2 separate regions of the Homo sapiens genome follow, and region 2 is linked to region 1. The links are chromatin contacts, found by Hi-C in ENCODE. All regions are on one chromosome and are shown on one strand. Each heading gives the region's core, a stretch centred on a gene start or an enhancer-like site at or near the end of the contact. The rest is flanking DNA. Distances are from core to core; before and after follow the strand shown. Region 1 has its middle 24 kb from the start of CP. Region 2 overlaps WWTR1 (WW domain containing transcription regulator 1).

Evidence for each region. A loop is a pair of places that touch in the nucleus more often than their neighbours do. Pooled maps may share reads with other maps.
Region 2: a loop to region 1 is called in a pooled map, with 2.9 times the contacts of the local background. The contact joins two enhancer-like sites. A Hi-C loop is called at or near these places in 2 of 37 single-sample maps with no recorded cell type and 2 of 50 pooled maps.

The regions. Positions count from the first base shown.
Region 1 is chr3:149,243,782-149,247,480 of GRCh38, forward strand. It overlaps the pseudogene CPHL1P. Among named protein-coding and RNA genes, the nearest start is that of CP, 24 kb to the left of the region's middle. Within about 2 kb of position 2,095, at least 7 of the 41 ENCODE cell types and tissues checked have a DNase peak (open chromatin) inside an H3K27ac peak, as active enhancers do.
Region 2 is chr3:149,585,215-149,588,913 of GRCh38, forward strand. The region is part of intron 2 of WWTR1 (WW domain containing transcription regulator 1); the gene reads right to left. Among named protein-coding and RNA genes, the nearest start is that of WWTR1-IT1, 65 kb to the right of the region's middle. Within about 2 kb of position 1,822, at least 6 of the 41 ENCODE cell types and tissues checked have a DNase peak (open chromatin) inside an H3K27ac peak, as active enhancers do.

The DNA of each region.
Region 1 (3,699 bases), core at 845-3,344:
TTTGCTGTGCTTGCTAAATCAGTAGTCTGTGGCATATGGGCAAGGTCCAGCACACTGCCTCTGTTACTGCAGCCCATGAGCTAAGAATGGTTTTAAAATTTCTAAATAGTTGAAAAAAAATTTAATAATATTATTTCTTGACATGTTTTATGAGATACAAATTTCAGCATCCATAAATGAAGTTTTTGGCTCTCAGCCACTTTCATTTGTTTTCCTATTGTCTGTGACCACTTTCATTCTACAGTGGCAGAGTAGAGTATGGCTTATGATAGAGACCATGTGGCCTGCAAGCCTAACTTCTTTACTATCTGGCCCTTTGCAGAAAAAATTTGCTGACCCCTGGTCTACATGATCCATACCAGTTATATGTAGTTGAATTCTATAAACAGTGTGGAGCGAGGCCCTTTCATCTGTTTCATTTGTGCAGAGCAACCTGTGGGTTACCATTGGTGAGTCAGTGAGTGAATGTTACCGTGCATTTGGTTGCTGAGTTGAAAATTATCATTTTCCTTGTCCACTTTGTTTGGTTTTGAAGCATAGGTGTTGATACTGTCTTCGAAGTACCAGGATTCATTCTCATCAAATATCATGAAGTGGAGAACACGGTGAACTATGTTGGGGTTGATGTCTTTGCGGCATACAGAGAGAGGGCCTACCAGTCCACTGTGAAGGTCCTGAGGAGGCAAAGCAAGATCGTTCACTGTGGCCACAACTAACATTTTCCCCCACAAAATAAAAGAGGTAGAATCCGGTTTTAGTTTTTAATGAGGTCAAATCCTGAGTTTTTAATTATCAGGATTCTGAGAGTGAAGAACAAAATATTTGACATGCTCAATGTTTGATTGAAGAAAAATTGTAACCTCATTCATTAGAGTTGAAGTCTAAAGAGAACACCAAACCTCTGAAAGGGATTTTAGATACATTTTTCAGTGGATTTAGCTCTATTTTTGACATTTTAATAAAAAAAGAATTTTGGTTTTAATTAGAATTCCTGGCATTGAAGTTGGTTGGCAGGAAGTCTAAAGGAGTTAGTCCCTTCACCTTTGTGCTTTTGCCCCTGCAGCAGCTTTTAGTTGAGAGTCTTGGTTTGTTTGTCTTCATTTTGTTTTTGAATTAAATCTCTGTGTAGATTCTTGTTCCAGGCAGAGTGGGCCAAGATAAGAGTTCAAATAGAATACTTGCACTGTTTTTTTTTTTTTTTAGTGCAAATAAACTTGAACCCTATAGTTGAGGGTTTTAAATATAAACACACACACACATACACCCCCCTACACACACAATATGTATATATATATTTCTTATTAATCATAGAATTATACCATTCTTTATTTATGATTACTATTGTTACTATTATTATTATTTAGAGACCAAGTTTTGCTGTGTCACCTAGGCAATGGAGTGACCATAGCTCAGCATAATCTTGAACTCCTGGACTCAAGCAATCCTCCTACCTCAGCCTCCCGTAGCTAGGACTACAGGCATGTGCCACTGCGCCTGGCTAATTTTAAAATTTTTTGTATAGACATCAGCCACCACATCCAACTGAATTTTAAAATTCTTTAGTGTATGTTGTTTTCTGTAATTCGAATACTATTCAGTGGAACAAAGTATAGTCTATTATTGTATAATTAGATATATTTTTCAATTCACAGTGAGATTATGCAAAGAATTATAAGCCTAAGTAATCATGAGGTAATAGTTTATTTTGCTCTTGAAAAATGCAGACCAATGTAGGAATAAAAGCTGAACAGTAATTAAGTTACTTAATAGAAAGTTTACATGGAACTAAGGTTCTTAAGAGCAATGATAAATACCTTCTTCCTTCCGTTATAATTTCTGGGAGGAGATAGGATAAGAACTGTTATTTGATTTAAAATTTACCTTAGCCACAGATACAGTTGAATAGTAAAACCAAGGTATGCATTCAAAGTCCAGTGAGGTAGGACCAGTTCTATCAGGTATCTGCCAAGTATATATTTGAATCTCTCCTGAAATAGACAAATGAAGTGTATTTAAATAGAGCTTTTAAAATCAGACTTCTTTACGGAGAACCAGACAATGAGCAAACACTAAAGCTATAAAAATAGTAGGCAGCATAGTCCTAGCTTTCACTTCTGGTTTCACTTCTTGCTTTGTGATCTTAGTCAATGTGGCAATTACTCAATGTGACAAAGCCTTGAATCCCTGCTCTGAACATTCCAATGTGTGGATCACATGTACCTCCTCCCTGCCCTCAAGGCTGTGCATATTAGTCCTATTGGATCTTAATTCTATATTCTATATTGCAGTGAAGTTCTTTTGCTCCCTCCCCACCGTAATTCTGTATCTCCCACTTCCACAGATCCATGGGAGTTATAGTCCTATGACATTAACCAACCCCACCTCCAGCTCCCAAATCTGTAACAATCTACTTAGCACTAACCCTTGCCTTCCAGTACATCACACAATGCCTGGCATACAGCAGGTAGAGTACTCAGAAGTGTTTGTGGAATGCATGTAGTAGATCCTTTCTTAACTAATCAGAGCAGTGGACTGACTTGCAAACTCCCTTGATATGAGACTTAACAGACCACAGGACTGCTTTTAAAAACAAAAAGAAACATTTCGCCCACCATCAAAGTCTATTGTCAGTCCCTCTGCTTTACAAATCTTTTCTTTCTGAATTTGGCTTTCATTGATACTCTTAATTTCCAAAACTACTTGTTTTGGTGAGCAACTATAGTGGACATTCTGATGCCACCCCTAGATTCCCAATCAAGAATGAAGAACATTTCACTCCAGCAGGCGTCAGCCTCCTTTAGAGAGAGCCTTGGCTGAAGAAAGCTACCTTGCTCAAGATTGCATCTAATGACTGCTTCAGGGACATAACAGCCCAGCTCTCTCACTCCAGCTTAGGAAAGCTGAAGGTCACCCTATCTTCAGAACTGTGTTGGCTGTGACTTCTGTTGAGGCTGCATCTCTGCTTAACCTCACTCCCTGTCCAATCCTACTCATTTCTCATTCTTTCCATATTAGTTGATTCCAAGAGCACTATCTACACACAAATCCTCATATCACAGTCTGCTTACTGGGCATTTTTAAGTAAAATATATTAATGTTCTTCTGAGTTAATTATGTTGAATGGCATGCTGTATAGCAGTGATTCCATTCCACGGAAATGTTAATACATGGGGTCCATCATTTCCTCTTATTGGCTCAATCCTCCCCCACTTTCTCACATATTGCATCTTGTACTCAACTCCTACTTTAGCACTTTAGTTGGAGAGATTGTATATAGTATAAGAATACCTGGCAGCTGGACAGGTACAGCGGTGGGAGGGAGGGTGGACCTAGAGGAGAAATTCATACACTGGGGAGGTAGGCCCTGAAGACCAAACCTTCACTTCACAGTTTTGCTCATGGTGCCCCAGCCTGGAAGTAAACTTGACTTGCAGAAGGAACTCCCCCGCCAAATGCTTTCTTCAGGCTCATCTTACTAGTCCACTCGTCTCTCTCATCTGGAACTGCACCCATATATTTAAAAGAACATTAGCCTCGTAGTCCTGCATAAAAGCTTTGGGGATTATTTTTCTCCCAAAGTAGTTACCTGGCTGAGTTGGAACAACAGTGGAATTATTTGTTTTCACTCCATGAGCATGAATAGAATACGGTCTTGCGGCTTTATTTTTAAAGATAATTTGAATTATTTGACCAGGGTTG
Region 2 (3,699 bases), core at 572-3,071, 340 kb after region 1:
CTTCACTTCCCAGGTTCAAGTGATTCTTTTGCCTCAGTCTCCTGAGTAGCTGGCACTACAGGCATGCGCCACTACGCCAGGCTAATTTTTTTGTATTTTTAGTAGAGACGGGGTTTCACCATGTTGGCCAGGCTGGTCTTGAACTCCTGACCTCAGGTGATCTGCCTGCCTCGGCCTCCCAAAGTGCTGGGATTACAGGCATGAGCCACTGCACCTGGCTGATATACTTGATTTCATATAGTCGAGTAGTTAAGTAACAATTGACTCAGAGACAAAAATATTCTTAAAACACAGGTCTAGCTAACCACAAGTCTCACATAGTTCCCCCACCAGCACCCCACAATTTTTTTTTTTTTGCATTCTAATAATAGCAACTCTCAGATTCAGTGTGAGAGGCAGCCAAAGCTGCGATTCCTTTACTGCCCTTGTTGGTAATGAGTGCCTTGGTGGTAATGAGCATCTCATGTCAGCACAAGATTTTCTCTCCCATTTAAAGTAGAAAGGGGACTTCAGCTTGCAGTAAAAAGCACAGTAAGATTGAATGCAAGCAAAAGAATATGTAATGGATTTCCATTTTTCCTAATAAAGAAATGCTCAAGAAGTTTTAATCTAATTTAATTTTTCTAATAATTTACAAGGAGATAATAGTTCCAAAATGTGAGGGGACATACCAGGTACAGAAATGCAGGAAGCCTTGAAGGTTCTATGACTTCAACTAATGGAAAAACAGATTTAGCCTAAAAAATGCTGTTGTTTTTAAACAAGTATGTTTATGCAAACTCCAAACAGTAAGTATCTTTGTACCCACAAGTGGATGTTAATAAAAAATACATGATTGATTTAATTTTTTACTTAACAAAGTACAAAAATATGTACCTGTTTCAATTATGACTTCAAACCCCATCCTTCTTCATGAAAGTAGCAGATAAAAATCATATAAAATCAACATCTATTTGTGCGTATATAACTTTTTGTTTTGATATACCTTTAAACTTATAGGAAAGTTGCAAGAATATATACGGCACGGCCATCTACTGATTCACCAACTTTTTTTTTTTTATTTAAGTTAGTAGCATTAGAATAATCACTTGTTTCTAAATGATCCCTCAGTGATAGTAATCCTTTGGCTGGTCACTTTTCTAACTTTGAAGAGAAGTGAGTTTTATTCTGTAACACTCGCAAGATAAAGAAAGATGAAAAAAAGCTAATATAAACCAATTTGAATAACCAAATCGGGAAACCATGTGTGATATTGTGATATATTAAGAAATAAATCTCTGTCACCATTGCCGATCTAGAGTTCCTATAACCCTTGTAGATAGGGGTGCTAGGAGAATCTTTGGTTTTAATATTTGGTCTTTGACTTCGGCTCCTGACACAGAGCTTCTAATCCCTTGGAATTTTCTGGGTGATAGGAACTTCTCTTGTTTTAATGAGGTGACTGTTGGTGGGCTCCTACATAGCCTTAGGAAGGGGCTGGTTGCCAGGGGGAACCAACCACATGGCTGGAGGATTCGAACTTTCAGTCCCACACCACATCCCAACCTTCAGGGAAGGGAAGAGGGGCTGAAGGATGAGCTGATCACCAGTGATGAAATCAATTATGCCTATGTAATAAAGCCTCCATAAAAATCCATAAGGATAGGGTTCAGAGAGCTTCTGGATAGCTGAACATGTGAAGGCTCCTGGAGGGTGGCACATCCAGAGAGGGTGTGGAAGCTCCAAGTACCTTGTCCTATGTATCTCTTCCACCTGGCTGTTCATCTGAATCCCTTGTAACATTCTTTCTAATAAATGGGTAAAAGTAAGTGAAGTGTCTCCCTGAGTTATGTGAGTCATTCTAGCAAATGGATCAAATCCAAGGAGGGAGTTAGTCAGAAGCACAGGTCACCACCTGTAGCTTGCAATTGGCATCTAAAAAGGTGGGCTGGAGGGGGTGCAGTCTTGTGGGACTAAGCCCTTAGCCTGTGAGATCTGATACTATCTCTGGGTAGGTAGTGTCAGAATTGAATGAAATTACAGGACACCCAGTTGGTGTCTGCTAGGGAATCGGAAGTGCTGTGTTGGATGGTGTGTGAGGGTAAAAAGAAAAAAGTTTGATTTTTTTTTTCCCTTCAGACCTGGTGACACCAAGTTTTTTGATAAAATCTAAAGTAATAACATTTCAGCAGTAATGATGATGACCCCAATGTCCTTCCACTGAAGGAGAAAACAGACCCCACCCAAAAGGTGGGAAGCGCCGGCAGATGATTCCTTTATTTATGGAGCTGCTGATGGTCACACCACGGTGTAATACAAACATTTCTGTCTAAACACTAACTTGGGCAGAGCCACTTTTACACTGTGCCTTGTATTTAATTGACAGGAAGTTTTTCAAAACAGGAGAGAGCTGCCTTACTTTGATTAATGTATTAATTCAACTGGCAACCTCCAAATAAGTTTTCTTAGGAGTAGAGGAAATACGTGCGAATAACATTAAAATGTCCTTCCAGTGCTTGGAATGAATATTCTACTTGTACAGACATAGATTTTGAAGACAAAATTGTAAATAGTAAAATCTCCACCTCACTCTTTATAGAATGTATGATTTAATAAACAAAAGAAAAAATGCAGCTTCAGAAAAATAGCTTTAAAAATGCCCATAAAATGCACACAAAAGAACCTGAAAACTTACGGCGGGTTATTCTCGCATATTACTAGACTTAACTTGGTACCATCTTTCTGAAGAGCAGTATATCAATATGCAACAAAAACCTGGGAAAAGCTTTGATCCAGTAAGTCCATTTGCACAAAGCTTTTATTCCCAGAAAACAATTAGATGGGAATGACAGAGATGGTTGTTGCTTTGGAATATCTGCTCTCCCTTTTTAGGTGCTAAGTATTGCCAAGAGACTAAGTTCTAGACAATGAACAGAAGTGCTGTGTGGGCTTCTGGGAAAGGTTTTTAAACGGAAGCAATAGACATACGTTTCTGCTTCCCACCCTTCCATCTTTTCTCCAGCCTGGCATATGAACGTGATGGCTGGAGCTGCAGCAGACAGCTGGAATTATGAGGAATGGAAGCCACTCAGTAAGAACAACTAAGCAGAAAGGTGCAGCGGAGCCAGCAAACCAGCTCTTGAGTTCCTTAATTCAGATTTCCTTAATGTTAGAGAAATAAATGATCTCATTTCGCATCCCTGTAAATCACAAACATGACTCCAAACCAATACAAGTATGCAGAATGTATGCTTAAGGATGTCCACAGCGGTTTTGTTTCTATCTTTAGTGTATGATGATAGAATGGTTAAACAAATTATGGTACAGTCAGACAGTGGAAGACTGAACAGACATGATAAATTACATGGATCTGTATTTGCTAAAATATATTGTGGGAGTGAACATAATCCCGTTTTGGTAAATAGAACACATATGAACAAGGGGGAAGTAGGCTTTATTCATATCTTTACATTTCTTTGTTCTTTTTGTACAATAAGCATTATTTTTCTAATCAGAAAAAAAATGAGAAAGCTATCCTCCCCCCAAAATGAACCCATTTCCTGCTTAAAAAATGATGCTGCATTCCACATTTGAACCTATACCTGCTCATTACAGCCTCTGAAAATAATTCCACAGCTATAGTGCAGGACTGAAAATCTTGTCTCTGCCTTAACTGTGAGTTGGAAAAGGCGCCACCATAATACTCCCATGAGTGCTTAG